Linked DNA regions of Homo sapiens: region 1 is linked to region 2. A link is a loop called in an ENCODE intact Hi-C map of the cell type or tissue named here. Cell type or tissue: MCF 10A. All regions are shown on one strand. Each heading gives the region's core, and the rest is flanking DNA. Links, peaks and the distances in the headings are about the cores only.

Region 1 (15,531 bases), core at 4,687-12,686, 370 kb before region 2:
TGAACAGCAGCCCCTGAGTTCCAGATTCTTTCACTGAAACAGTCTACCCAAATGAAAAAAGTAATTCTGTTAATGTGAAAAAACAAGGTTCTATTACACCCTGAAAATATCACACTAGCTCCCAGCAATGGATCCAAACCAAGAATAAATATCTGAATTGCCAGATAAATAATTCACAAGGTTATTAAGCTATTCAAGGAGGTACTAGAGAAAGGTGAAGACCAAATTTTAAAAATTTTAAAAAAAATACAGGATATGGGTGAAAAATTCTCCAGAGAAATAGATATAAAGAAAAGACAATCACAACTTCTGGAAAGATACACTTACAGAAATGCAAAATGCACTGGAAAGTTTCAACAATAGAATCAAACAAGCAGAAGAAAGAGCTTCAGAGCTTGAAGACAAGGCTTTAGAATTAATGCAATCCAACAAAGACAAAGACAAAGAATTTAAAAAATGAATGAAGCCTCCAAGAAATTTTGGATGATGTTAAATGACCAAACATAAGAATAATTGGTGTTCCTGAGGAAGAAGAGAAATCTAAAAGTTTGTACAACTTATTTGAGGGAAGGAATATAAATCATGCTGCTATAAAGACACACGCACACGTATGTTTATTGTGGCACTACTCACAATAGCAAAGACTTGGAACCAACCCAAATGTCCAACAATGATAGACTGGATTAAGAAAATGTGGCACATATACACCATGGAATACTATGCAGCCATAAAAAAGGATGAGTTCATGTCCTTTGTAGGGACATGGATGAAGCTGGAAACCATCATTCTCAGCAAACTATCACAAGGACAAAAAACCAAACACCACATATTCTCACTCATAGGTGGGAATTGAACAATGAGAACACTTGGACACAGGAAGGGGAACATCAAACACCAGAGCCTGTTGTGGGGTCGGGGGAGTGGGGAGGGATAGCATTAGGAGATATACCTAATGTAAATGATGAGTTAATGGGTGCAGCACACCAACATGGCACATGTATACATATGTAACAAACCTGCATGTTGTGCACATGTACCCTAGAACTTAAAGTATAATAAAAATATATATATAAAAAAAAATAAAATATGAAATTAAAAAAACTTACTTGAGGGAATAATCAATTACATTTTTCAGTTCTATTTCTACTTGGTTCTTCATTAGTTTGGTCTCTTTGTTAAATTTATCTCATAGAATTCTGAATTCCTTCTCTGTGCTATCTTGAATTTCTTTGAATTTCCTAAAAACAGCTATTTTGAATCCTCTGAAAGGTCACATATTTCTGTCTTTCCAGGATTAGTCCCTGGTGCCTTATTTAGTTTGTTTGGAGATGTCATATTTTCCTGGATGGTCTTCATACTTATAGATGTTCGTCGATGTCTGGGCATTGAAGAGTTAAGTATTTATTATAGTCTTTGCAGTCTGGGCTTGTTTGTGTCCATCTTTCTTGGGAAGGCTTTCCAGGCATTCAAAGGGAGTTGAGCCCAAGCCCCAAAATGCTGTGGTTCTCGCAGATTTGTAGGAGTACTGCCATGGTGGTCTTGATACGATCCAGAAAAATTCTCTGGCTTACCAGGCAGAGACTCCTGTTCTCTTCCCTTGCTTTCTCCCAAACAAATGGAGTCTTTCTCTCTCTCTGTCTGTGCTGAACTGAGGGTGGGGTTACACAAGCACCCCTATGGTCACCACCACTGAGACTGCACTGAGTCAGACCTGAAGCCAACACAACACTGGGTCTCTCCAAAGGGCCACTGTAACCACTACCTGGTTACTGCCTGTGTTCACTCAAGGCTCTGAGGCTCTACAATTAGCAGGTGTGGAAGCCAGCCAGGTTTGTGTCCTTCATTTCAGGACAGTGAGTTCCCCCTGGCCCCAGGTGTCTAGAGACACTGTCTGAGAGCCAGAGATTGGAGTCAAAAACCTTATAAATCTACGTGGTGTTCTATTCTACTGCAGCTAAGCTGGCCCTCAAACCACAAGACAAAGCCCTTCTGTCTTCTCTCCCCTTTTCACAGGCAGAACAACCTCTCCCAGTGGCTACCACCACCACCAGCCCATGAGGAGTTCTGCCAGGCCACCACCAATGTTCCCTTAAAACCAAAGGGCTCTTCAGTTAGCTTGTGATAAACGCTGCCATGCCTGAAACTCACCCTTCAGAGCAGTGGGCCCCCCTCTGGCCCAGGGCACTTCCAGAAATGTTGTACATGAACCTAGACCTGGAATCAGGGACTCTGAGCCTGCTTCGTGCTCTACCTCAGTGGTCTCCAACTTTTTGGCACCAGGAACCAGTTTTGTGGAAGACAGTTTTTCCATGGACAGACGGGGGCTGGGGGTTTTGGGGTGAAACTGTTCCACTTCAGATTGTCAGGCATTAGTTAGATTCTCATGAGGAGCATTCAGCCTAGGTCCCTGGCGTGTGCAGTTCACAATAGGGTTCGCACTCCTATGAGAATCTAATGCCACTGTTGATCTGACAAGAGGCAATGCTCAGGCAGTAATGCTCACTCACCCCCCCATTCACCTCCTGCTCTGTGGCCCAGAACCTAAAGGGCCACAGATTGGTACTGGTACCATGGTACAGTTGGGGACCCCTGCTGTACTCCACTGTGGCTGAGCAGGTACCTAAAGTACAAGAGAAAAATCCCCCTTACTTTTCCCTCCGCTTTTCTTGAGCAGGAATCTTGCACTGTAGCTGCCACAGCTGGGAATGCGCTGGGTCTCACCTGAAGCCAAGGCCCACAGCATACTACCTGGATATCGCTGTTGGTCATTCAGGGCCCAGGGGCTCTTTAGTCAGCACGTGATGAATCCTGCCAGGACTGGGTCTTTCTCTTCAAGGCAGTGGGCTCCCTTCTGGCCCCGGGGTATGTCTAGAAATGTCAGCTGGGAGCTAGGGCCTGGAATGGGGACCTTATGACTCCCCAGTTCCCTATCCTATTGTGGCTAAGCTGGTATCCAAGATGCAAGATGAAGTCCTCTTTACTTCTGAGTCCTTTCCTCAAGAAGAAAGGAGTTACTTTTGTTTCTGCAAGCTGCATTGCCTGAGGTTGGGGGAGGATTAGCACAAGCACTCCATTAGCCACCCTGGCTAAAGTCTCCCCAGGTCACGTGCCACCCTGGTTTACTGGCTCTAAGCCCAGCCCAGCACTGGGAGTTACCTAGAAACTGCAGCCTTTGTGTCCTATACTGTCTTTCAAGTTTACCTGGGATCCCAGAGCACTTCAGCCCATATTGGCAAGGTTTGCTGACAAACTCAAGTTTTGACCACTGGGATGGGCAATTCCCCTCTGGCTAGAGGTCTTCTAAATGCTCCCCGCATAGGGGTCAAGGAGTTCAGCCTGATTTTGCTTCCCTCTGTGACAGAGCAGCACTGAATTCAATGCCAAGTCCCCCAGTCACTGTGCTCTCCTTCCAGCAAGTGCACAGATTCTCTGTCTGTGCCATGCGCCCACTGCCAAAGATGGAGGAGGGGTGGCATCAGTGATTCAAGACTTTCTTTTTTAGCCTCTTCAGAGCCTCTTTCAGTGATATGAAGTTAAAGCCAGGTATTGTGACTACTCACCTGATTTTTTATTCTTGTGACAGTGCTTTTTTATGTGTAGTTACTTGTTAAAATTTGGTGTTCCTGCCAGATAGGGGGGCAATTTGGTGGAGGCTTCTATTTGACCATCTTGTTCTGCCCTCACACTCTACTACTTTTTTTGAAAATGTAAACTAGATCAAGTGTACTATTTAACAACTCTTATCCTCCACTTAACACTATATCTTTCAATTCAGAAATATTTATCTACCTTATTCCTTTTAATAACTGCATACTATTTTATAACTTTCCCATGTCTTCCTCCCCTTTCACTTTTCTTAAAAAAACAATTTTATTGAGGTATAATTTAACAGTAAAATACATCCATTTTAAATGTGCAGTTCATTGAGTTTTGACAAATATATGGACCCATGTAACTGCCTTGCCAATCAAGGCACAGAACATTTCTATTTCTGTGCCTATTTCTGTCCCTCTGGTTCTGTGCCTAGAACCAGAACATTCTACTGATCTGGTTTCTATAACTATAGATTCAATTTGCCTGTTCTAGAACTTCATATTAAGGAATCATACAATATGTACTCTGTCTGACTTCTTTTGCTCAGCATAATATTCTTGAGGTTCATGTATGTTCCTTTTTACTGTTGAGTAGTATGCCATGATATGAATAAACCACAGTTTGTTTATTCATTCTCCTGATGAAACATCATTTGAATTGTTCACAGTTTGAGGCTGTTGGGAATGAAGCGGCTATAAGTCTTCATGTTCAAGGCTTTTTTTTTTTTTTTAAATCTTGGACATATATTTTTATTGAGTAAACATCTAAGAGTAGAATTGTTGTGTTATATGTAAAGCTTATGTTCAAGTTTGTAAGATACTGCCAAATTGTTTTCCAAAGTGGTTGTATTACCTACAGTGTATGAATTTCAATTACTCCACATTCTCATCAGGAGTTGGTATCTGATTATAGTTTTAATTTGCATTTCCCTGTTTATGAATCATGGCCAACTTTTCTTGTGCTTTTTGGCTGACAATAGTATGTGAGTATAAATGGGATGTTTATATCTTTTTGTGAAGTGACTGTTCAAATCTTTTGCCCATTTAAAAAATATTTATTCTAAACACAAGTTCTTTGTCAGATATCTGTACTGTGAGTATTTTTTCCAAGTAAGGGGCTTGCTTTTTCTTTTCCTAATAGTGTGTCTTGAAGAGCAGAGTTTTTAATTTTGAGGAAATCCAGTTTGTCAATATTTTTCTCTGTGGTTAGTGCTTTTCTATCACATTTAACAAAACTTTGCTTATCTCAAGGCAGTGAAGATTTTCTTTATAAGTTTTATAGTTTTATTTTTTATATTTAGGTCTATTATCCATTTGGAGTTTATTTTTGTATATGGTGAGAGCTGGTGGTGAAGGTTCATTATTTTCTCCCATAGGGATATCCAGTTGTTCAGTATCATTAACTGTTAGTTAAAATGACTTTCCTTTTCCCATTAAATTATGTTGCTAAGCTTTTTAAAAATCAGTTGAACATATACATAGGTATATATGCATATATATGTACTTAAACTCTCTATTCTCTTCCATTTATCTGTATGTCTATCAAAATGATACCATACTAAGTATACTTACTATAGTAATGAATCTTGAAATCAGGTATGAAAAGCCTCCCTAATTGGCTCTTCTTTTCCAAAATTGTTTTGACTATTCTAATTATTTTGCATTTTCATATAAATTTTAGAATCAGCTTTTCAGTTTCTTCTTTTTACAAACCACTTCAGTTTTCAATTGGATTACTTTAAATAGTCAGTTAGTTGAAAGTGGACATTTTGGTAATATTGAAGCCTCCAATGTATGAACATTTAGGTCTTCTTTAACTTCTAACAGTATTGTTTTCATTATACTGTTTCTGAGAATAGTTTCTTAAGCTTATCCCTATGTCCTGATTTACAATATGCATTTTTAACTTCTCACAGTTACTAAATTATATATAAGTTAATAATGTTATTATAGGTTAATAAATAGTATTCTATTGTTTCATGTAAAGCGTAAAAATCATTACCATTTCTAATGCTGTTCATTTCTTCATGTGGACCTAAATTTCCTTCTAGTATTGTTTTTCTTCAACCTAAAGCACTTTCTTTAACATTTCTTATGGTGCAGTTCTACAAATTATTTCAATTCTTCCTTTTCTAAAAATGTTTTCATTTTGTCTTTATTTTTGAAGGATATTTTAGCCAGATGTGAATAAAATAGAATAGTTATACCTATAGAACAGAATAGAATACAGATTTAGATAGGTCTAAATGTTGAATTGAATACAGCTTTATTTACAGATATAAAGTTATTTTTTTCCTTTCCTTTTAGCATTAAGAAAACTTTATTATCTTTTGACTTGCATTGTTTATATTAGAAATCAGTAATAATTCCTATCTTCATTCATTTCTCTATGTATTATGTCCTCTTCCCTCTCTGGCTGCTTTGAAGATAGTTTCTTTGTTATTGGTTTTCAGCAATTTTATTAAGATATGCCTTGGTGTGTGTTTTTGTGTTTATCCTTCTTGAAATTTATTGTGTTTTATGGATCTGTGGTTGATGCTTTTCATTGAATTGAGAAAATATCCAGTAATTAATTCATCAAATTGTATCCTTTCCCATCTCCCACCTCCTTTCCTTCTGGGAGTCCAATTACCACTTAATGTTGTTCCATAGTTTATGGAGGCTCTGTTAAATTTTCGAGCCTTTCACTTTAGTGTGGATAGTTTCTGATGCAATGTTAAGTTCATTAACCTTTTATTCTGCAATATCTAATCTTCTGTTAACCCCATCCAGTACATTTTTAATTTCAGAAGTTGCATTTTTAAGATTTAGAATTTCCTTTTGTTTTATTTTTATAATTTCCATCTGTCTCCTCATTGTGGTCATGTTTTCCTTTAAATCCTTGAACATATTTATAATAGGTATTTAAAGTTCTTTTTCACTCTTCCATCATTTCTCTTATATCTGGGTCTGTTCTAGTGACTTAGTTTTGTACAGGTTATGGGTCATATTTTCCTGCTTTGCAGGCCAGTAATTTTAAAATTATATTCTGGACAATGTGGATGCTAAATATTTGAGAGTTCAGATTTTGTTGTCTCCCTTTAAAGCATGTTGAGTTTTGAGCTTTATTATTATAGATAGCTAATTTTCTGTAAGATCAGATTTATCCTGTAAAGACTTAAAAAAATCTTTATTAGGGTGGGACTAGAAAACTCTTTACTGTTAGGCTAATTTAAACCTATAGTTCATCATACATTAGATTATAGTACCATATTATACCAGATTATAATATCTTATTTTTACTGTACTTTTTCAATTTTTAGATATACAAATACCACTACATTACAGTTGTATACAGTAGTCAATATAGTGACTTGCAATACAGGTTGGGAGCCTAGGAGCAATAGGCTATTCCATATCACCTAGGCTATACCATCTAGGCTTATATAAGTACAGTCTATGATGTTTGTACAATGAAAAAATTGCCTAATGATGTATTTCTCAGAATGTATCTCACTCATTAAGAGATGAATGACTGTACTTTGAAGCTGTGGCCTTTTGGGGTCTCTGTGACATATTCTTGATATTCTGTCAGGTCCACTACTCTGGAGAACTCAAATGTCTCCCATCCCTGTGCAAGCTCCTATAATTTTTCAGCTTATAGCACTCCAGCAGTTGTCCTTTCCCTGACTTTGTGAAGTCTCACTCTATGCATGTCAGCTTAATATTCCATCAGAGACTCATAGGACCCCATGCAGATTTATAGCACTCTTCCACCAAGTAGCTTTCTGCTTTCCAGTAGTGTTCCCCACAAACTTTTGTCGTCTCAGCCTCACTGAGATCTGACCTCTGTCACCTCTGTTCAGTGAGGCTACTGTATTCTGCTTGTGCTCTTCATATCTTCACTGAGGTTAGGAAGGGCAAGGCATTTTTATTGACTCCCATTTTACAACTGTGGATGAGAGGTGCTAACAATGCCTCTTAACTGAGCAACTTAGAAGAGGCACTGAGGGGCGAATAGAAAAGCACAGGGAAATGTTGCAATTCCTTTTCCCTGATCCACCCATGGGATTGAGGTTGCATTCAGAAAATGGGCAGGAGGTAGATTCCTTTGGCCCTGCCCCAAGAAGGACCAATCTCATTAACCCCGGAAGAATAACCAGGCTCCCTGGGCACACTGAGAGACGCTGTCTCAGAGGTTATGTGATCATTATTTTCAGCTTGGAGAAGAAACCATCTTTAAAGCACTCACTTCCCCTGAAAATATTTTTTATTTCTGATCTACAGATGAGGGCAAACACAAAGCTTTAGGGTTAATGGTTCTGAGTACATCAAGACAGAGATGGTTCATTAAGCATTATAATAATGACCACACATTGAGTGTTTGCTACATGGCAGGCTTGTGCTAAGTGTGTGACTTGCATTATTTCATTCAGTCTCTAAAACAACCCAATGAGGTGAGAACTGTCCCTATTCCTAGCTTACAAATGAGAAAACTGAAGCTCAAAAGGGGATAAGAAGGGCGAATATTAATCTTCTTTAAGACAAATGAGAATGAGGAAGATGCTGAGAGGTGCCTTTCTGATTGGAGAGAAGTGCTGACTTGGGATGCTGTGCCACCATGAGCACATTGCTTGACCTCTCTGGGCATCAATTTCTTAATATGCCAAGTGAGAGAACTATATTAGATAAGCCCTTCTGAACAACTTTCTATATTTCAGTATCCTCCTCTCTCCATAAAATCAGATCCTAAACATTTCTCAATTTCCTACCTTATAATTCTTAATTTACCTGCCACCAGAGGGCCCTGTGCAGGGGAGTTTTCACGCAACATAGGTTTTCCTCAGTTTTAAAGCATGGCCTCTATAGAATAGGCTCTCAATAAAAAAATCTGTTGATATAAGTAGGAGACCAGGTGATGTAGTGGTGGAGGAATAAAAAAATTAGGGTTCTGGGTTCTCATTCGTCTGCCAAGTGGCTGTCAGATGCGTCACACAGCCTCTTTGGGCTTCCATAACTCTTTCTGTAAAATGGAAATAATGGAGTTATTAGGAGAAATGAAATAGTATCAGATATTTAAAAGCACCTTGAAAAGTATAAAATGCTGCATAAATATGACAGATAAAGAAATACGTCTATGAAAACCAAGACTTTCTTTCTTTTACTCACTTGTCCACTACCCGTTTTTGTACTGTCTCCCCAACACCTTAACATCATAGAGTTATTACCAAGGGCCCCTAAATGTGTTTGCCGACATGGTGAGGGCTGCTTTCCTTCCTAGATATTAATGCAGAGGCAGTTTTTATCCTGATTAGCACAATTCTAGGCAGGGGTGGTGGTGCTCATGGATTGGCCAGCAGTTGTATATCATGATTGGGGCTGAGATCTGGGATGTATCCAAATTCAAATTTATGCTATGATGGGGGAATTACATATGCCCTTAGGGGTGCTTATTTTCAGTCCCTGGCATTTATCAGCCCCCCTCCCCCAACCACTCTAGAACTTGCACCTCTCTCTGGGGAAACCAGGGAATTTGCTCTGACAGCACCAACTGGTCAGGGCCTTCACTGTCCCTTGATAAACCACATGTCTGGCCAGGTGTGGTGGCTCATGTCTGTAATCCCATGGGAGGCCGAGGTGGGCAGATCATGAGGTCAGGAGTTTCAGACCAGCCTGACCAACATGGTGAAACCCCATCTCTACTAAAAATACAAAAATTAACTGGGCCCAGCTACTCAGGAGGCTGGGACAGGATAATTGCTTTAACCGGGGAGGTGGAGGTTGCAGTGAGCCAAGATCGCACCATTGTGCTCTAGCCTGGCAACAGAGCGGGATTCCGTCGCAAAAAAAGGAAAAAAAAATAAAAAAAAACCACGTTCCTCAGTGGCACCTCTTTCTTACTGCTTTTCCAGTTAACAAGAAGTAGTAGTCTTGGAATTTAGAAACACTTAACTCATAAATACGGCTTCTGTACTTTCTAGTCCAAGAATATAGACCTCTACATTTTTGCTATATTGAAATATATTCTGCTAAGATTATATTATCCTCTTCCTCTTCTAGATTGCCTCACAATAGATGTCAAATTAACCTTTGGGCCGAGCGCAGTGGCTCACGCCTATAATCCCAGCACTTTGTGAGGCTGAGGCGGGCGGATCACCTGAGGTCAAGAGTTCAAGACCAGCCTGGCCAACATGGCGAAACTCTGTCTCTACTAAAAATACAAAAATTAGCCAGGCATGGTGGCAGACACCTGTAATCCCAGCTACTTGGGAGTCTGAGGCAGGAGAATTGCTTGAACCCAGGAGGCGGAGGTTGCAGTGAGCCAAGATCGTGCCACTGCACTCTAGTCTAGTAGACAGAGATGCTGTCTCAAAAAAAAAATTAATTTTAAAAATAAATAAATTAACCTTTAGCATCATATTATTCTTGGACTCTAAAACCTCCAGGGGAAGGTTTCCTGCTTTCCATAGAATTAAGCGAAACTCCTCCAGGCCTCTTACCTTTCCAGCCCCCACTGTTCCCACATAGGAAGCCACTGCTGTTCAGCCTGAAGTGCTCCCTGGCTTCTGTGCATAGTCTAGTGTCCTGCTCCTGAAGTTGCCTCTGCCAGCTGTGTTTTCCCATTCCCACCTCCGTATGACCAAGTCCTGCCCTTCTTCAAGGCATAGTTTAAATGCCATCCCCTTTATGGAGTGAGTTCTTCCACTTCCAAACTTTCTGCTTCGTGCTCTAAGGAACTATGACTTTCTTCCTCTAGTGTCTCATTTATCTGCGTATTCCCACGATATCAGCAAATGATAGGTCCCCTATAAATATGGGTTAGACAACATGAATGAATGGAATTTAATTTAATGGGTCTTTTAGGGAGTATCCCATCCGAATACATGTTTATCCAAAATTTAAACTTTCTTTTCCTTTCAAGGTGGCGATTTGTGGCCATTTCTGCTGTCCCAGGTCCCGGGCTGACCCTTTACTGAGGTCTGTGCTTACTCTTGCTAACTTTTTACATTTCTCCATATTAAATTTACAGCTTATATCAAGCCCGCTTGTTTAAATTTTTTTTCTGTTCCCACTGTTCTCATGTTCCTTCACAATGTATGCAATTACATGAACTGCCTTTGAAAGCAAGATTAGATTTTAAATCTTGTGATTAACCTTTCACATTGCGAGACTGCCAGCTCCAAGTTCCTTGAGCAATTTTCTTGTTTTGTTGTGGACTAATTTCTCTATTTCATCTCTCCTGCTGTGTGTTACTTTGCAACTTGATTCTTGGCTGCATAGGCCCTGTTGGGAGAATTTCTTGTCTTGGTTCATTTCACCAAATGACTCTTCTGCACAAAACCAAACAAATCTGTAAATGTGGAGAACACCATGTAAATCTGCCAGAGTATCGAAGTGGCTATCAAAGTTGCAAAGTTTTTGTTATTTTGATATTTTGCATACAAGATCTTAGAAGAGGAAGTTTTTAAAGTTTACTGAAAATACAAATTACATATATTTATGTATGGAAAATTTTCTAGAAAACAACTTAGCTTTAAACTGGAACATTAAATTAGCAGTCTTTTTGAACCTATAAAATGCTGAGTTTTAGGACTACATTTGTTAAGTATTTTTATCACAATTTTTTAATTAAAGAAACTATTTTGAGTGTAGAAGAGAACTTTAGCATTTTAGAGTTCAATAGAAAATTATTTTGCCAGTTACCCAACAAAAATGGAGAAAGTTTGTATTTTAAAATATTCACAAAATACATTCCTTCAGGAAATAATTTATGGCTGGCCTTATAAGTAAACAAGATATTTGATATGTCAAAGTATTTTATTAAGGTAATTTCTAACAATACTTGATTTCCTGGAAGTTAAAATGAAACTGACATGAATAAATAATAAGTATTTAGACCAATGAAAGAGATTTATTTATAGTAATTGGTTATAGGAAACATCCTAGGCATGAAATTAATTCAGTCCCAATCTGAAAACCCTGATAGCATTAAAATGGATGTTTAATGTGTTATTAGTTAATGATATTTCATCTGAGGACCTTATCAAGTTGCACACAGCAAAGCTCTTGTCATTATTTTTTACTCTCCCAAAGTGACACTTTAATGAAATGTGTCAGCACACCAGTGTTAGGATACGTTTCATTAATGCCCAGCACTTTTGTTCTATTCTTTACATTTGGAAACAGATTTAAGTATTAAGTGCCTCTAATGTCTGCAGCCAGGGAATCCTTTCCGAATTTGTAACAGTGACCAGAACAGACCGCATTACACTCTCCAAATGGTGCGGTTTTGCATTTGAATGTCTGAATTATCCCGGTTTCTTAGAGACGACCACAACACCAACATCTTAAATCCTCAAAATACTGTCCGCTTCATTGAATGCTCGTGATCTAAGCATATGTGTAATTATTCTGTAATTCTCCCCAAAATGTGATTCCTTGGAAATGCATACTAGGTTTCCCCTATTGTAAATCCAATGACTATTTCTTTGTGGCCACTTCTTTAAATACGGTAACAAGCAAGTCTGTGTGTCTGGGTGAACCGCCTTGATAATGATGATTTCTTCCCAAGCTCTCCTTGGGACACCCATCAGGGGAAATATGCCTTTCATTTGTTTAAGGGTAGAGACCATGGTCACAAAAAGACCATTTAAGATAGTATACATTACAACTAGAGGATTTCTTGCCAGAAATGGGCCTAATGTCACTCACAATAGCCTTAGAAATAGTCTTAGATAGTTTAGAATTTGCAAATGTTACCAGAACCAGCTGTGGTAATCCATGGCTGCATATAGATTTTAGAGAAGAATAGAATCCCGTGCCTCTTAAAACAGCTTTGGATGTGGTCAACTGTGGAAAATTAAAACATACACTTTTAAAACTGACAGCTGGAAAGGAAAAGGGGGAGGAGACAGTAGAAAGGAGACTTAGGGTAGTATATTAACCTCAGTTTTATTTTAAAGTTTTGCATACTCTTTGGGAAAACTCATTGGTGGCAACTTTCCCAGGGAACAGCCTAAGCGTAGAGTGATTACAAAGTGTAAGTGAGATCCTGCGTGTGAAGTCCTTTGCAAATTGTTAATGCACCATTCAAATGTTTCTGGGCTGTTGTTATTACAACCCATCATTAACTCCAGTATGTGTTGTTTAATTTGGCCTCTTGGTTTAGCAAAGTGTAGTGGGTCTGTGGGTGTTTACTGATAAACGCAAATGACCACAGAGTAGGAGTAAAGGAAAGTCAGCTTGCAGGGAAGTCAGCTTGCAGGGTCATAGCTAGGCTGTGAATAATTTGATGATCACTCTGAAGCAGGTGTTTGCATTGAGTAATTCCTTGTCTTAACGTAATTTTGCAAATTGCTTGGCTTTTACAGCCCATATCGCTCCCACAGCACCATTGCTAATGGTAGCTTTAAAAATGATTTCAGCCTCAAGTGAGCTTGAAGTTTTCAAGTCCATCATGTTTACTTGTTTGTTTTTTGGTGACTGTATTTTTAGAAATTTGGAATCTGGGAGAAAATATTGTGACGAGGAAAAATCAGTCTTATCAATTATTTAAAAGAAAAATTGCATTTTAAAGTTTGGATGAAGGGAAATATTTTAAATTTTTTCAAAAACACACAAGCAACAAGTGAAGAAATGAAAATATTGGCAGAGGGAAGATAGCAGCTGCTAGGGAGAGAAGCAGCCTCAATGTTTAGAGATATGTCCTCTGTACTTGCCAGTCTCTCATGAGTGATACCTTGGCTGAGTTTCCATTTACTCTCCATTTGAGTTTAGAAAAGACCACTTTTAAGTTGGAAATTGATTTTAGAAATTTAAAAGAAATGAAAGAAATAACTTAAAAAACCCGGGACCCACTCTGTTGCTTGGAGATTTGGTTCACTTCCCAAGGAAAGACTGATGTATATAAATAAGCAAAGGATGTCTGTGTTTTTTATGCCTATTTTTTAAAGTACTGTCCTGTATCATTTATCTAGACATCATTTATTTGCCAATCTAAAAAGAAAATAAAGTTAACGAGGATTCTGAGTAACCAAAATATATGTCCCTAAGTCTGCTCACTAATTTTATGACCCTCAATACTCACTCAGAACCTACTTACTCTTACATTACAAATGCTTCTAACAAACATGAGTATCTGCTTCCCCCGCACATACAGATTAGAAACAGCATAGCAGATGGGAAACAAATAAAGAGAAGATCTCAGACATACTGGGAGCAGCAAGAAATAAGAGCCGACAGCTTGATTGCGCAGGGAGAGACAGAAAATCCAAATAAAGCAAACATAAAACTATAAAAGCTTAGCAGTCTAGAGCAGTTCAGGGTTTTACGATTTACCAATCCCAGAAGGTCTCACTGTATTATAGCACAGAATAAAAACTGATGCTTATAATTTTGAGTCATCAAGAAACTATTAAATGTTATTGTGTGCCTGACCTTCAAATGTATATTTAGAATAATTTTCACTGAAATGTGTTAAAGTTAAGATAAAAGTCTTTGGGCTTAAAGGAGCTCACCTTTAGGTGTTTGGAAATTCGGATTTATGTGGAGATCATTTCTTTCTCCATAATGCCAAATTGGTGCATGAAAATTGCCCGTGCTTTGAGGTCATAGCCAAATGTTCTTACTCAAGTGGAATTTTATAGCTAGAATTCTTTCTGTAGTGAGACAGCTGTTATAACAAGGGAAACTACACTAAATGAAAATCAGAAGAGTTTCATACTCTCTGCCCTACTACTGAAATGCTGGGTGATCGGGACAGTCAGCCACTCTCTGATTCTCAGTTTCCTCATCTATTCATTGGGGTTCACAGACCCCATTCAGTTTCACAAACTATAATTTTTTAAAAAAATAGTAGCTCAGTGAATTATAGGTGATTCTCTTTGTGCTTGATACAGAGCTGAATCACACAGACTACCTTCCATTTTGTGGGGATTAGAGGGACTAATCTCAAAGTTTGCCCTCATCAGCATCCTGCTGAGATATTCTTAAATGACTCTAAAAGGAGCCTACAGTGTTAATGATCTTGATCTCTTAGTGGCGAGAAGAGAGGAGATTTTTAACTTCTGTCTTTATGCTTTTCTTGTATTTTCAACATTTCTAAAAGAAATATGCATTACTTTTGAAACACATCCATAAAAGCTGCATTTAAAATATAGACACGGAAGAACAAAACTTGAGACCTAAGGCCTTCCAAATGCTAGGTCTTAAAGCAAAGTAGGTTTAAACTATTAATAGAAGGTGGATAATGTTGCATCTCAGAAGCAGGACATCTACTCTGGGAGATATCACTACAACTACTATTTCTGCCACAGGCAGATCTCTCAAAATCAGTGGCAATTTTTCAGACTTGAAGAATAAAAGTAGCGTCTGGTAAACCAGGAGAATATGGCATTAAAAGAAAAATCTCCAAACAACTACTCGTAACACTGGGCTCCCAACTGCACTCTGTCTTCTAGATTGTTATGGGAAAATATCCTCCTTGCCAAAAGTAATCTCACTGTGATTTGTCACCTGCCAACTGATAAGGAAGGAGCATTTTTCTAAACTTTGAATCTCTGGCTACTGTCCCTAGGATCATTTTCCTGTACAATTGTTATAAAATATGCAGCCTGCAAGAAACCTGTCTAAAAATATTGGAGAGATAGAAAATGATCCAGAAGGCTGAGGAAGCTCTGAATGTTTAATGTCCTGGGGAAACTGGCTGCCCATACACTGACAGCAATTTGGAAACAGGTCGATTATGACTCAGGAAAATGGGCCTGGCCTGGGCAGCCCCAACTTGGCAACAGCTTGTGGGGAGTAAATCCTCTCACTGAAGGTTTTGCTTAATCTGAATAAATTCAATTTCAAAATCTGCCCTTGATCTAAGCTCCTTAAGCTTCTGCAAAGGACTAAGGACCTTCAGGGTCAATGCCAATAACAAAAGATAGGAAAAATTCACCCTTTCTCATATCTC
Region 2 (15,531 bases), core at 1,537-9,536:
AATTAGGACACTTTGACAAGTACTTATGAGGACCTCAGAGCATTTGCCATCGGGGGTGCCCTGAAAACAGACCAGGTACCGGCCACACGAATAGAGGCACCCAGATAGGTTCCCGTTTGGTTTTCCGCAGGGCGCCCTCAGGCCAGGATGCTACAACAGGGCTTCCAGTGACTAGAAGGGGAGTGGGTTATCAGGGTAGTGGATGGGGAGGGAGTTCCAGCAAAAGGAGGTTGGCCCGCGCAAGTGCCCGCGCTTTGCCCGCCCGGGATCTGCGAAGAGCGGCGGGGCAGATCTCAGGGTTCCGGAGGAGCCAGGCTCTGTGATGCGAGGCAGCCTGTTCCACACTGCGGCTCGAGGCCCCTCAGCCCTCAGTGCGGGGTGGAGGGCTCGCCGCTCCTTTTCAGGAGCAGAGGAGGACTGCACAATCCCTGTCTTGAGAGGATAAAGCAGGACCCCGGTTTTACTGCCCAGCAGCCGGCGGCTGCCCCTGGGCCTTCCTGGCTTGGAGAGCCCCGGGCAGGAAAGGCCCTGCCATCAAACAGGAAGTGCGGAGGGGCGGGAGCATGAAGAGTAGACTGGAGAAAGATCAGTTTTCCCTCCGCTGAGGCCAGTGTTCTGCGCTCGCGCATCTCCAGTGCCCACCTTGACTCTGGCCCATGCAGCAGCATGTTCTGGTCAAAACCTTTTCAAAAATCATGACCATTCCCCAAGTCCCTCCCAAACAACCTCAAAGAATGCTGAAGGGAAAGAACCCTAGAGAAGTCTCAGTGACTCTATGGAGGCCTGCCAAGTACTATTGCCCTAGACGGGGCATTTTGAGGAATAAAGAGATGCAGCGCAAACAACATTAGGGGCTCACAGGCTGAATAAGACACTTACATAAAAATTATCAAGTGATCGGTGCCTGGAGAAAGGTACTGTGGGAGGACTCAGAAGGGAGACTTCTTGGAGGAGGAAGCATTTGAGTTGACCTTGAAGGATGGAAGGAACTTCTCATATGGGGAAGGGCGTTGAGAAGTGTGTGATGGGGATGGAGATGGGTTTAGGAAGAAGGATGGGTATTCCCCAATGGCTGTCTGGCAGAGCCTGCCCAACCCTGGTTGGCAGAAGGTGTTCAGGTAACTTACTGTAGAGGAGGGCTCCTGGAGTTTAGCTTAGAAGATTTTGGGTCCTGGGAGGGCTGAGGCTCTGATAAGATTTCACCAACCTGAATCCAGTAGTGAGTCAAAGGCATGGACTGGTTGAGCTCTGGGAGGGCTTCATTTTGGGAAACTGAAGTGCTATAATAAAAAAAGAAAATAATAAAAACCCATCAGCACATATCCCTAGCCATCTGCCAGTGGAGAGTTGAAATAAGGAGTGTATTTGCATGGGTACCCTTATACTTTTTGGAGGAAGGCTCTTAAATATCTGTGGGTGACTGTTGCTGAAACAGGACATCAAAGGGCTTCTTCAGGAATGGAGCTAAATTGTCCTTTAGTTCTTTGAGAGGGAGCTCAGCCCCTAGCCCAGAGGGTTAAGGAGGGCAGCAGCCTGCTTTTGCCTCCTAGGGCTCTCACTCCCCACTCTCTTTCCAAGGTGCTTTCCTCATCCCTTACCTGATGATGCTGGCTCTGGCTGGATTACCCATCTTCTTCTTGGAGGTGTCGCTGGGCCAGTTTGCCAGCCAGGGACCAGTGTCTGTGTGGAAGGCCATCCCAGCTCTACAAGGTGAGTCCAGCCTGCCGCTCAGCCTCCTCAGGCCCTTTCTTACTCTGTCCCCTCTGGCACCATGCAGCCCCAGGGAGGGAGACCTGCCTTTGTGGTTAATAGAACTAACTCTTTCCTTCCTTTATTTGATCCTTCTGAATAATGGCCCAAGATCACCTCTGGCATTGTTGAGTTCCCAGCAGAATGCCTTCATATCCCTGGTAGACATACAGTCCACTCTGCTATTAGTGCATCCATTCTGTACAAGAGAGCCTAGACCTAGGTCCCCACCCTATGCCCAACTCTAAGAATTCCATAGCATTTAAGATGGAATGAACCCCTGGAATTTTTGCTTCTGCAGGCTGTGGCATCGCGATGCTGATCATCTCTGTCCTAATAGCCATATACTACAATGTGATTATTTGCTATACACTTTTCTACCTGTTTGCCTCCTTTGTGTCTGTACTACCCTGGGGCTCCTGCAACAACCCTTGGAATACGCCAGAATGCAAAGATAAAACCAAACTTTTATTAGGTAAGTTTGGAAATACCTGCTTTAGGTGTGTGTATTCTAAACTATCCATTTATTCAGCAAAATAATTGAACATATATTATGCATGCTAGGACCTATACTAGGTTCTGGGAACACAGAGATTACATCAAACTATCAAATATACTTAATTCTAACATAAAACTTAAGGAGCTCCTGGCCCAGAGGAAAGCTTAATCAAATTTTTGTTTGCTTATGAATAGCTGAAATCTTTGTTAAAAATGCAGGTTCACAGGCCCACAAGATAGTCTGATTTATAGATTTGGTTGGGTTCAGAAAATTTGCATTTTAACAAGTCGTTGTAGAATTTTATTTTGTTTTATAGTGTTTCTTAGACTAGCAGCATTACCTGGATGGTGGTTAGAAGCCCCGCCCTAGCCTTTCTGAATAGATTTGCATTTTAAGTAGGTTCCCAGGTGACTTATCTGCATGGTACAATTTGAAAAGTGATGGTCTAATTCCTAGAGTCCAGGAGAGCGATCCTGGGGCCAGACTTCACAAGATACTGCTCAGTGCATGAGGTGAATATGAGAGTGGACCCTTAGACCACTCTGATAAAAATGTAGTGTCTAGAAGAGGGCAAGATACTGGGGAGTCAGGGAGTGTTCCTGGAAGATGCTTCAGATGTGAAATAGATTGGGACTTGAGGCCTTGGCAGAAAGTGTCAGCTTCTTGGGTCAAGGGCAAGAGAGTGAATGTGAGGAGAAGTAGGGCAGCTATGTCAGAAAGTCTTTCTGGTCTATACCTCTGTCACTGACTGTATGTATGTCTGGGTCAAGTAACTCTCTCTGGATCTGTTTTCCTTCTCTAAAAAACAGAAATAAAAATGTTCTTCCTCTACCTACCTTGTGGGGATTGCTGTAAGGAGAAAAGAAATGAGGAGTGTGATACAGTTGCAGAAGCATATAACTCTACAAATAAAAGGTGCTAGTAGCAGTCACTTTGGAAGTTCTCGTCATTTTAAAGGGAACCTAGAAACAAGTAGTTTCTTCTTTCCCCAGTAGATCTGTTAATTCTCCTCAGCTAGGTCTGTGCTGAGACCAGCTTCCTGTGATCTCTGTATGATCGGCTCTTAGTGCTGCCCTCCAAAACCAGCTTTTTTCATGATGGAACTAGGACACTATTTAACCCTTCAAGTATATTAAGGGCAAAAATATGAATTCTTCCCTCTCGCAGACCCAGAGAGATGACATTTTTTTCTGCATTTTCTGCCATGAACATGTGTTTATAGTCTCTCTCTCTGTCTGTCTGTCTGTCTCTCTCTCTCTCTCTCTCTCTCTCTCTCTCTCTCTGTGTGTGTGTGTGTGTGTGTGTGTGTGTGTGTTTAAAGCAGGCTGAGCATGTTGACTGGATCAGGCACATGGGTGGAGGCACAAGAGACACAGAAGCCCCTGTCTCTGGCTTCCAGTCTGGCTCACCATCGCCTGGGAGACATGAAAGGCAGAGCAAAGATATGACACAGCTCAGCTCCTACTCATCTGGTACAAACCATTAAAATGATGCAAGCTCTGAGCACAAGGAGACAATGTACATTTTTCACGCTGATTGTTTCCTGCGAGTATATGACCAGGCTGAGCAGATCCTATCTCATTCTTACCCAGTGTTTTAATTTTTAATTTTTTTTTTTTTGGTGAAAAGAAAAACAAGGTGTCAATCCACACTCTTTCTTTGTGCAGCCCCTCCATCTGTCATTCTCTGTGTTATCAGCACATGAGTGTGTTCTGTTCCTGGCGCCAGGCTATCCCTTGCAGGTGTATTGGTCCTTTGGAATTCTGGGGTGACTTAGAAAAGTTGATGGTGGCCTGACTTGCAGAGCCCCACTGCTCTGCTGGACAAATCAGGAGTCTAGACAACGGATATTGCCAGGCTGTTTCCCAAATGGTCATATTGAGCAAGCCTTCCTTAAGAGATGGATAAACTCTTTCCCCAGCATTTCCCACCAATTGCCTTCCAGTCTCACCTTCTCTCTCACAATCCCATAACTACCCACATCCTGTGACTGCTGGGCAAAAGGACTCATCCCAGGAGAGAGGGGCTGAATGGCTAGCTATTGTGACCTTCGTGTGCAGCTTGGAGCTGCCCCATGACACTCTCAGTGCTGCAAGGGACACATTCCATGGGGATACCAGGCAACCATACCCACTCCAGCCCCAGAGGAAAGCCCTGGATCTGTGGGTGGGGAGAGGCAGCGTTTGCCACATCTTTCTGTGCTGCAGGTTGTAAGAGAGGCTGCTGTCTTTAGGGTGACTCAACTCTCCAAGTATCTGTAATGGAGAATGACTAGTCTGTGCCCTGTCAAGTGAGACCAGCGGCTTTACGTGAAAATAGGAGCTAGCTGGGTCACGTAAAATAGGAACAACATAAATATCATTTCTATTTCCGGAATGGCTTCATTTTCATTACAACTTTTAATTAAATGATTCCTTTTCTCCCTGGTCTTTCATGTGCTTTCATTTATTAATAATTGCCCAAGTAAAGAGAATCCCATTCCACAGCTTCCAATTTAGCACGATCATTATCGCTGTTCTTTGTTCGGGGTTGCTGGGCCGCAGAGCTCTCTGATGAGATGGCCCATCATTCCCTCGCGGGTGGACCCGAAGGCTCCGGGCGCTGGGAAGCATGCTCCTGCCGCCCGGTGGTGGGAGGGGATATTGCAGGAGGCTTGGGGCTGCGGAGCGAGCGAGCGGGGAGCCTGGGAACCCTGCTGCATTGCTGCAGGAACGGTGACCTTGTGCTGCTGCGGCGGCAGTGATCTACAGACATCCAGAGACGCTCTCTAGTGAGGCTGCCTGCGTGCTTCACAATTGCAACTTGGGAATCGAGAGATTTGGTGTTTGCCCTCGTGTTAGTGATCTCTCCCGTCTTGGGTGGACGTAATGTTTGGCAGGAGGGCTAGAAATAACTTATGTGCTTATTTACAGAACAGAGATATGGAGTGTTCTTTAATTGTCTTCATTTATGTCACTGCTGGGGGAAACAAAAGCTTTCCTGGTAAATATTTGATAATGATTAGGTGGGAATCCTCCTGAAACTCTGTTATTTGATTAAAGAAGATACTTTGAATAGGAAGATATTTTTAGGCCCTGAAGTGGAGATTCTCAACCAGGGGAGATTTTGCAGGGGACATTTGGCAACGTTCAGAGACGTTTTTAGTTGTTGCAGCTGGGTGGGCTCCTGGCATTTAGTAGGTGGAGGCCAGGGATTCTGCTAAATATCCTGCAATGCACAGGACGGTCCCACAGCCAAGAATTACTAAAGCTGTCCTTGCAGGGTTAACAAGAATTCTAGACAGAAGTATTGTTATAATCAGCATTAATCAGGCTGTGCTTTTGACTCACTTCCTTGAAACCAAAAATTGAGTAACACTACGTACATTTGCATCCCCATTGTTCCTATAGATGAGATTTCTGATGCTAGAATCATAAGGCTTTTGTTTAAGAATTGCTTAAGCAGATCCCGAATTCCAGCAAAACAGCTGATGCCAACCAGTTTAAAGACTCCTACCAGCTTTAAGCAGGGGCTCATGCCTGTAATCCCAGCACCTTGGGAAGCCAAGGTGGATGGATCACTTGAGGCCAGGAGTTGGAGACCATCCTGGGCAACACGGCAAAACCCTGTCTCTACTAAAAATACAAGAATTAGCTGGAAGTGTTGGCACACACCTGTAATCCCAGCTACTTTGGAGGCTGAGACATGAGAATCACTTGAACCCTGGAGGTAGAGGTTGCAGTGAGCAGAGATTGTGCCACTGCACCCTAGCCTGGGTGACACAGTGAGACTGTCTCAAAAAACAAAAAACAAACAAATGAAAAAAGGTTCCCACAGAGGAACTGAATCAGTGTGAGAATGCTTTTCTTCATCTCTCTGTCCCAGGACTTCACCCTGCACTCTTCAACCTACTCCAAAACCCTAGCTCCAAACTCTTTGGGGAGATGGATTTGAGGTTTCCTCCTATCTCCTTGTTCAGTGGCTCTTATGATTAAACCTCTTTCTCTGCTGCAACGCAGGAAACTCTATTTGCTTCCTGCGAGTAAATGACCAGGCTGAGCAGATCCTATCTCATTCTTACCCAGTGGTTTATTTGTTTATTTATTTTGGTGAAAAAAAAAAAAAAACAAGGTGTCAATCCCCACTCTTTCTTTGTGCAGCCCCTCCATCTGTCATTCTCTGTGTTATCAGCACATGAGCGTGTTCTGTTCCTGGGCCCAGGCTGTCCCTTGCAGGGGTATTGGTCCTTTGGAATTCTGGGGTGACTTAAAAAAGGTCCTCTTCTCTTAATTAAACCTCTTTCTCTGCTGCAACGCAGGGTCTTGGTGAAGTATTGACTCACTGTGCCTGTTGGGCAATGGACCTATTGCGGTTACTTTATCTGACCCCAAATGCCATTAGTACAGCTATTGAGAAACCTTGGTCTAAAGAACTACTGAAAGGGAAGGGATTCTTATTATTGTTTCCATTTTTACCCAACATTCTAAGAAACTCTGCGGTGTGTATGGGAAGTGGTAGGCAATTTATGGCAGGCAAGTGGCCTTACGGGAGATGATGCTGAAGACTAGAGATACTCTCTCCAGAAAAAGCTATAACAATGATGATTGAGTTATGGCTAAAATTTATTGAGTGCCAGCTGTGTGCCAGGCATTGTGGGAAGATTTTTAATTTGTGATCTCTCTTCATTTAGTCCTTACTGCAACCCTGAACAACTATGACCAGAAAATGGAGGCTTGGACAAATGGAACTCATTCAAGCTCTCGGGAGTAGTGGAACGCCTGAACTCACATTCTTGCCCTCTATGCTCTTCCACAGAGAACATAAAATGGGAGTCCATGCACCAGATCAAGCCTGCTTCTTAAAATTATTTATTTATTTTAGAGAAAGGGTCTCATTCTGTTGCCCGGGCTGGAGTGCAGTGGTGCAATCACAGCTCACTGCAACCTTGAACTCCTGGGCTTAAGCAATCCTCCTCCCTCAGCCTCCTGAGTAGTTAGGACTATAGATGTGCAGTACTGCACCTGGCTAATTTTTAAAATGTTTGGTACAGATAGGGGTCTTGTTATGTTGCCTAGGCTGGTCTTGAAGTCTTGGGCTCAAGCCATCCTCCTGCCTTGGCTTCCCAAACTGTTGGGATTATAGGTGTGAGCCACCCTGCCCAGCCACTTTTTGTTATTGTTGCTCCTGGTATTTAAAGACAATTTTAACACATTCAATATTTTTAAATGGAGATATTTCATGTAAGTTTATAGATTTTCTGCATCTTTTGCCACAACATCTGGAAAAGCTTGGCACTGATTGGCTGGAGTGCTCTCTGGTTGGCCACAGTCCCCACCTCTCTCTATTATTTTCTAATTTTATGCCTTCCTCATTTGTGTCATCATCCTGGCTTCTGTAGGTGTTTGAATTTATAATCCCTGCTCCCTATTCACATTGGATTGCCTAAGTCATTGATTCCAAAGAGAGAGCTTGTTTACATCCTGTCTTGATGTATGACCTTGGCTAGCCACTGCATCCCTCTGTGCCCCAGTTTTCCTTATCTGTAACATAGAGATAATAACAGTACCTTCTCATAGGGGGTGGTGTGAGGCTTAAATTAGTCAATGCATGTAAAGTACTTAAAACAGTGCCATAAACGTGGTAACTGCCATATAAGTGTAAGTTGTTGTTGTTATTGTTACTATGTGCTCCTTTGCAAAATAACGTCCTTTGGGATTAGTCCTGGTGGATTCTTTATTTAAGGTATTTGTCAGTTTATCTGTATTTTAAAGAGAGGCATTGTAAAATGGTCAGAAAGACTTCAGATTCTTCCTATTTAAAATGACAATAATAATATATACCTCCTGGGTTTTATGAGGATTTCATGAGATAATCATTAAAGTGTTCAACACAGAGCCTGACATACTAAGACTCACAGGGTTAATTTCCTTTCTCCATCCCTGCCTAGATCAGGCCTTCTCAACCTTGGTACCACCGATGTTTTGGACTAAATAATTCTTTTTTTTTTTTTTTTTTTTTTAAGAGACAGGGTCTTGCTTCATCACCCAGGCTGGGAATGCAGTGGCATGATCATGTCTCACTGCAGCCTTGCATTTCTGGGCTCAAGCAATCCTCCTGCCTCAGCCTCCCAAGTATTTAGGACTACAGGTGTGTGCCATCATGCCTGGCTAAGGGACTGAACAATTCTTTGTTGTGGGGGGCTGTCCTGTGCATTGTAGGATATTTAGTATTAGCATCCCTGGCCTCTACTTATTAGACACCAGTAAGCACCAGGTCCCCAAGGTATGACAACTAAAAATGCCTCCAGACTTGCCACATGTTTCCTGGAGAGAAGACTCATCCCCAGTTGAGCACCACACTGTCAGGTCCTGTCACAGGATCCCCGGTAGACGGCGTGGTTGCTGCCTCTGCTTACCCACGTGAGAGTAGAAAGTACACAGCACGTGTATCCTAGAGTACTTACTAAATGTGGTGCCAGGCAGTGGGTCCAAGGTGAACTTCTTAGAAAGCCTTCTGTAGCAGTACCCTTCAGGGGGTCTGCTTATTTTCTAATTCAATTCGTTTCAGCAATTTATTTATTTTCTGCAGAGTCATAAGGATCTGAGTTCGAATCCTGATTCTCTTCCTCATAAGCTGTGTGGCTTCAGTAGAGTTACCTACCTCTTTAAGCCTGCTTCCTTATTTTGAAAATGGAAGATTATAGTACCTCCTGCATAGGCTGTTGTGAGGATTAAATGAGATAATGCATGCAAAATACTTGCCTACCACATAGAGAGTGTTCTGTAAATGCCTTTGTCATCAGTACAAGGTGCAGTTGTGGGGACTGGGGGCTCTGATGGAGAAAACATAATTCTTTGGTTCTTTTCTTAATATATCTGGCTTTGCCCAGTTAATCCTTTCCTGAAGGTACTCTCCAATATTTGCAAATGTTTTTGGCATTTGTTTTTAAACTGCTGCAGAGAGACAAATCTCTGTTTTCTGTACAGATTTAACTGTGTTTCTATTCTGTCCTCTCCTAAACAGATTCCTGTGTTATCAGTGACCATCCCAAAATACAGATCAAGAACTCGACTTTCTGCATGACCGCTTATCCCAACGTGACAATGGTTAATTTCACCAGCCAGGCCAATAAGACATTTGTCAGTGGAAGTGAAGAGTACTTCAAGTAAGATGACTTTCTTTTTCCTTTTTTACCTTCTAAGAGAAACACAGTGAATTAATAAATATTCAATTTGCAGACCAGAGGTGTGGGTAGCCCAAGGGATGAGATCAGAGAGGAAGGTTTTTTCCCTGGTTTGGCTTCCAAGAGCAGATTGTTGTGTCTTGTGAGCCTGGAAAGCAGAGCTGGATGAATGACAGCAGTAGGAGCAGAATCATTGCGGCTATAATTCATGATGCTGATGAAAAGCCCATTTCAAAACCTTGATCCAGTGTGATCTAAGTGGACTGTCAGTTAACCAGATTATTTTTTCTTCCATCTGCACTTGGCTTCAGGGAAGAGAGACAAAAAGAAAAGAAGTCATGTTCAGAGCTTTAGTGTAAATAAGAACAAATTCATTTTTTTTCCTTTTTTTATAGCTTTGCCTTAGTTTTGTATTTTTTAATATCAGTATTGCTAGGCATTGGAGATTGAGGTTCAGGGATACTTGAAGATCCTCAGCTACCATTGGAAGATTTAGTGAAGTTCATAAAATTATTTTTTTCTTTTCTTTCTTTCCTTTTTTTTCTTTTGAGATGGAGTCTCGCTCTGTTGCCCAGGCTGGAGTGCAGTGGCGCGATCTCGGCTCACTGAAACCTCTGCCTCTGGGTTCAAGTTATTCTCCTGCCTCAGCCTCCCGAGGAGCTGGGACTACAGGCGCGTGCCACCATGCTCGGCTAATTTTTTGTACTTTTAGTAGAGACGGGGTTTCACCGTGTTAGCCAGGATGGCCTCGATATCCTGACCTTGTGATCTGCTTGCCACGGCCTCCCAAAGTGCTGGGATTACAGGCGTGAGCCACTGCACCCAGCCATGAAATTATGTCTTAAGGGAGATAAATGTAGACAGAGTTCATCATAGGGTACGTAAAGAGTGTTCTCTAGCTAAACTTTAATTCAGGGGTTGTAAATTCAAATGTACTCGGGCATGGCAGGAATATAAATGAGTAAAGTGAAAATAAATGAGATGATAGGGAGGGGGTGGGGACTGTAGCAAACCAAAGAGGCTGCCTGTCGCATGTAAGGAAAGCCACTGGTGCCCAGCTCCTCTGATCACTGCCTTGTGAAAATGTGGGGCAGTGATGCCAGAGCTTCTATTTTACAATAAAAGATGGAAATAAAGTCTGGATTTTTATGTGATCTCTCCTATTTTAAATGGCAGCAAAATAATTCAAATAGAACATGGGGATCAAATAAAATGCATAAATCAATGAGCCTCCAGTTTGTGGCTTTCACTTAGATGACGACAAATGATTGCTAATACCATGACTCTTCTCCCAGTTGTCATTATTTCCTACTCCTGGTTTTCTTTCCTGTAGACTCAGGGTGTACATAGTTGTTCCCTGCAGAACAGAAGGGAGAGTTACCTAATTGATTAAATAGTCCCCTTTGACCATAACTACCATGGGGGTATTAGGGTGGGTCTTTAATTCTCCCTGAGCACTGAGCAACTGAGTCTGACCTGGTAGTATGATGAAATCTGAAAGACCGCCAAAAGCAGGTTTGCAAATCATTTTCCAGTACACTTAATCCATGCAGTCAGGTGTACTAAAAAGTGATTTGCAAACCTGCTTTTGATGGCCTTTACTAATCCTCTGGGGCCAGTCTTGATTTCTAAGAAGAAATGTCATCAGGAGTTTCTTGGGACTTGTTTGAGGTCCTACAATTGAAGCATGGAGCAGTTGAGATGGCTAAGTCATGGAATTGTTGACTATATGGTTTACCTATTTTGGGCATGGGACATGGGGAAGGTCCTTTTCCTTGCTTGGCAAATATGGTCCTCAGGGTTTTGCCGTGGAACCAAGTTTAGTTCCAGCCTTGGTCTTCCCTAGTCAACTCTGAGCCCAGGTTGTGCCAGGGTTTGGGCCTGAAAGAGGCTCTGTCTGCACAGGGTTGGCCATCACTGTTATGAAAAGCATGTCTGTGTGTTGCCAAACAGCCTCTCAAGCTAGCCAGCTGGACCAGGAGTGGGGCTGCTGCCTACATTTCCTTCAGCAGGTCAGAATTCTCTGGGCCATCATTCCTACAGTCCTACAGAGCCTGGATGCTGGCTTGCCTTTCCTTTAGATCACAGAAAAACGTCAACCTACAAACACAGCAGTTTTACAGAGGATGTATGGCTAGATGGTTGCGGAGTAGAAAGAATTGTCTGAGTCTGTTATCAGGCACTGTCCCTGAAGCTGCCTCCTTTCCTCAGGGGTGGGGCTGCCCTGCTAGCCATTTGGCCAGGCAGGCCACGATGTCTTCATTATCTAAATGAGTTGCCAGCAGCAGCTACAGCTGACCAGTGGCCTCTTCTGTTGGCAGCTGCTCATCTGTCTTAGAATGTTTTGCTTGAGCAAGGTCTAGGCAGCCCTGCTTTTATAATTAAGCCAACCTCCGCCTCAGGACATACCCACACAACTTGAACTACAATCCAGGGCCACATTTTTCGTCATTTAGCATATGCAGTTTCCACTATGTACTAATTTTTAAAATTAAAATCACACAAATACTACCAGAATAAATTCTCATAAAAGAGTAGAGCAATACAGAAAACACACAAAAATCACCCTTGACGGTTCAGAGTTTCTGTTGCACTTCTCCTGGGGATGTGCTAGTGACAATGGAACTGACAGCCTTGTCCTGAAGCCTGCCCAGGGCCATGAGCAGCCTCCCAGCACGTAATCAAGAGCACAGTAAATCCAGCTGGAGTCTTTGCAGATGGCTGTGGGCAAGAGCCCAGACCAGCAAATTCCCCACAGCCTGATGTGATTAGGTTCCTGATGGTGGGGTGGGTGGAGGATGCTGGGGTTTTGTGCAAGCCTCCTGGCTCTACTGGAGGCTTAAAGCCTACTGCCTGTCACCTCCCTCTCTCCTTCTTTCTATCACTCCCCCCATCCCTCCCTCCAACTCTCAGGTACTTTGTGCTGAAGATTTCTGCAGGGATTGAATATCCTGGCGAGATCAGGTGGCCACTAGCTCTCTGCCTCTTCCTGGCTTGGGTCATTGTGTATGCATCATTGGCTAAAGGAATCAAGACTTCAGGAAAAGTAAGCACTTGGATTTATCTAAGAGAAAGCTGTGAGACACCCAGGGGCGGTTGCTTTGGGGAGCAGGCAGAGCACTGGAAAGAGAGTCAGGAGCTGTGGATGCTAATTCTGACTCTGCCCTGGAGCAGCTGAGGGGCTGTGACTTCACTTTCATCTGCAAAATGGGGATAATAACACCTTTCTTGCAGGGCTGTTTTAAGGGTTAAATGAGACACATATATACAGAGCTCTCAAGGGATGGTGGGGGGTACTCTGATTAGGATTTCCTTCCTTTCCTCTCAGGGGCTGCCACTCATTCAGCAGAAGGAACCTCCCTGATATCATTCAGTCACTTTCCCTAAACTCTAGAATTTGTGCTGCTGGCTTTTTGCCTCTTGGTCTGGCTGCCAAGTTAGCTATTGCTTCTGCCAAGAAGCTGGCTGAAGATCAAAACTGTGTAGTAGATTCCCTCTCCTCACTCCCGGCCACCATGTTCATGGCCTTCCTTGCCTTTCTTTCAACTCTAAGCTTGACACTCTTCTACCCCATGTGCCCCTAGCACTAAAGGAAGATGGTCCTGCCCATGGAATTTTGGCTGAGCAATTACTTGGTAAGGGTCAGTTAGTGATCGCATGGCTGGGCCCTTTGGAGATGGTGAAACTCCCACCCAAGCTCAGTTCCAAGCCACAGAAAGAGAGGAGCCCATCGAACCTCAGGCCACAGTGGGCATTGTTGTAGGGGTCACAGTAACATTTCTTCATCTCCTTGCAGCCTTAGAAAAACCTACTGAAGGTTGGGTGCAGTGGCTCAGGCCTGTAATCCCAGCACTTTGGGAGGCTGAGGCGGGTGGATCATTTGAAGCCTGGAGTTCGAGACCACCCTGGCCAACATGGTGAAACCCCGTCTCTATGAAAAATACAAAAATTAGCTGGGCATGGTGGGGGGCACCTGTAGTCCCTGCTACTTGGGAGGCTGAGGCAGGAGAATCACTTGAACCCGGGAGGCGGAGATTGCGGTGAGCTAAGATGGCATCACTGCACTTCAGAGTGACAGGGTGACAGAGTGAGATCCTGTCCCGCCCGACACACACACACACACACACACACACACACACACAAAGAAAAACCTACTGAAGAGTTAACCAGTTATTCTGATCACATGCAATAATATTTAATTACGCCAGGAGGTATTTGCATGTTTTAGGATGAAACAAAAATGTCTTTAAGGCTCAAGGAATGAGGATGTAATGGGGGATTCTGAGACCATAGGTTGTGGAGTTGAGATTTGGTTTGATTATCCAGGCCAAGGATTTCTGCGATTATGTTACAATCAACCAACTTCTGAAAGGTTGGGTCTCATCGGGAGGGTAGTCAGTGCCATCTTTCACCCCCAGGCATGCTTTGCATCCCCCATTAGGCACGCAATCCCAGCATCTATTAGCCACATAGACCGAACTGTCTTCTCCCTGGGGACATGGACATTTTTGATTACAGCTTTTATTAGTGCTTGCTTTTCATGTCATGTAGTTCCACAGGGACTTGAGTGGTGGATTCTGGCAGGTTTGTCAGGGTTACCTGAGGCAGGTGGTATGCCTTAAATCACAGAGTGTGGGGAGAATCAGGTCAGCTAGAGAGAACCAGCCCAGGAGTGAGGAGACCTGAGCCCTTGTCCTTGGGGACTTCTCATGGTGTTTGCTGTGTAGGGATATCTCTACTTGGGTGGTGAAACATGGCTGAGCTTCTGATTTTGCTCTTAGCTTTAATTGCTTTTTTTTTGGCCAATAAATGAAAAGCACATTTTCCTAGCTATTTTAGAAGTCCTCAGTTTCCTCATTTCTAAGGTGAGGGTAATTGGACTGGGTGATGTCTAAGGTCCTCTAATTCTAAGATTATTCTGTTGGAACACTTGCTGGGTGAGCTGGAGGTTTGGGAGCACTTCTACTCTGTGACCTCAGTTTCCCCTTCTGTAAAAAGAGAACTGGGATTCAGTGACCCCTGAGGAACCTGCTGGCTCTGAGTGAGTACCATGAGACTGGATTGATTGTTTTTCTAAGGTTACAGGGAGATGGGAAATGTTAACTTGACCCTTATGACAATACCGAGCATGGCCTGAGGTTTCCTGGACCCCTCACCTTCTGTGGCTTGGAGCTGAGCTTGGGTGGGAGTTTCATCATCTCCAAAGGGCCCAGCCAAGCAATTGCTCAACAAGACTAGCCAAGTATATACTCAATCAAAATCCCATGGGCAAGACTGTCACTTATGGCTAGAAATGGAGACAAGCTGACCTCAACCATGATGTGAGTGGCCAGACAGGTGCCTAGTAGTATAGGCTGGAAGGTGAGACTGCAGGAGGAGAGGTGATAGGTGAGGAGGGTGAGAACAGCACCTTTTAATGATGTGAGGAAGGATGGCCTGTGGCTCCAGAGTCAGACCAATCTTAGTTCAAATCCTGGCTCTATCACTTTCTAGTTGTGTGACTCTGGACAAGCTATTTAACCTTTGAAACCCATTTCCTCATCTGTAAATAGGGGATAATAGTGCATAATACTTAGGATTGCTGTAAGGATGAAGTGAGACATGCATGCTACTACCTGGTGTATGGTCAGTTATTAACATTATCTCCTTTCATGTTCATTATTCTGAATGGCTGCTGTATTGACTGGGTATTGTGCCACTTTGACATCTCCACAGCAGTGGCTTTGTTGGGAGATTGGAAGAGAAAGAGAGCTTTGTTGAACACTGTGTGCCAGGCACTGTGCTGGCTGCTTCACATGCATTAGAAGCACATTGATTCCCATTTTGTAGAGAGAGAGACTGAGGCTTGTCAAGGTAGAGTAAATTGCCTGAAGTCACAGAGCTTTTAAGTGGAAGTAGTGGGATTTGAACCCAGGTCTATCTGGCTTTGAAGCCTAGACTTTTTTATTTTTATTTATATTTATTTTTTATTTTTTTATTGAGATGGAGTCTCGCTTTGTCACCCAGGCTGGAGTGCAGTGGTGCCATCTTGGCTCACTGCAACCTCCACCTCCTGGGTTCAAGTGATTGTCCTGCCTCAGACTCCTGAGTAGCTGGGATTACAGGAGCCCACCACCACGCC

What was found. Hi-C counts contacts between places; a loop is a spot of excess contacts. Peaks named below come from ENCODE experiments on the same cell type or tissue, not always from the same donor. Only the 100,000 strongest peaks of a DNase experiment are listed, where the experiment ranks them.
Region 1: a loop joins it to region 2, with 7 times the contacts of the local background. A loop is called at or near these places in 3 of 110 quality-filtered maps.

What each region holds. Positions count from the first base shown.
Region 1 is chr11:20,235,796-20,251,326 of GRCh38, forward strand. No RefSeq gene overlaps it. Among named protein-coding and RNA genes, the nearest start is that of DBX1, 83 kb to the left of the region's middle. In MCF 10A, for the core only: a CTCF peak has its summit at 8,372 (motif pointing right); no DNase peak of the experiment used is centred there.
Region 2 is chr11:20,605,429-20,620,959 of GRCh38, forward strand. SLC6A5 (solute carrier family 6 member 5) reads left to right here. Exons shown (of 16, transcript NM_004211.5): 4 at 1,579-1,710; 5 at 2,051-2,224; 6 at 9,251-9,392; 7 at 12,324-12,456. Among named protein-coding and RNA genes, the nearest start is that of SLC6A5, 14 kb to the left of the region's middle. RefSeq lists enhancers at 1-68, 414-583, 4,982-5,051 and silencers at 235-529, 4,806-5,003. In MCF 10A, for the core only: a CTCF peak has its summit at 4,865; DNase peaks (open chromatin) are centred at 4,873, 5,603 and 6,603.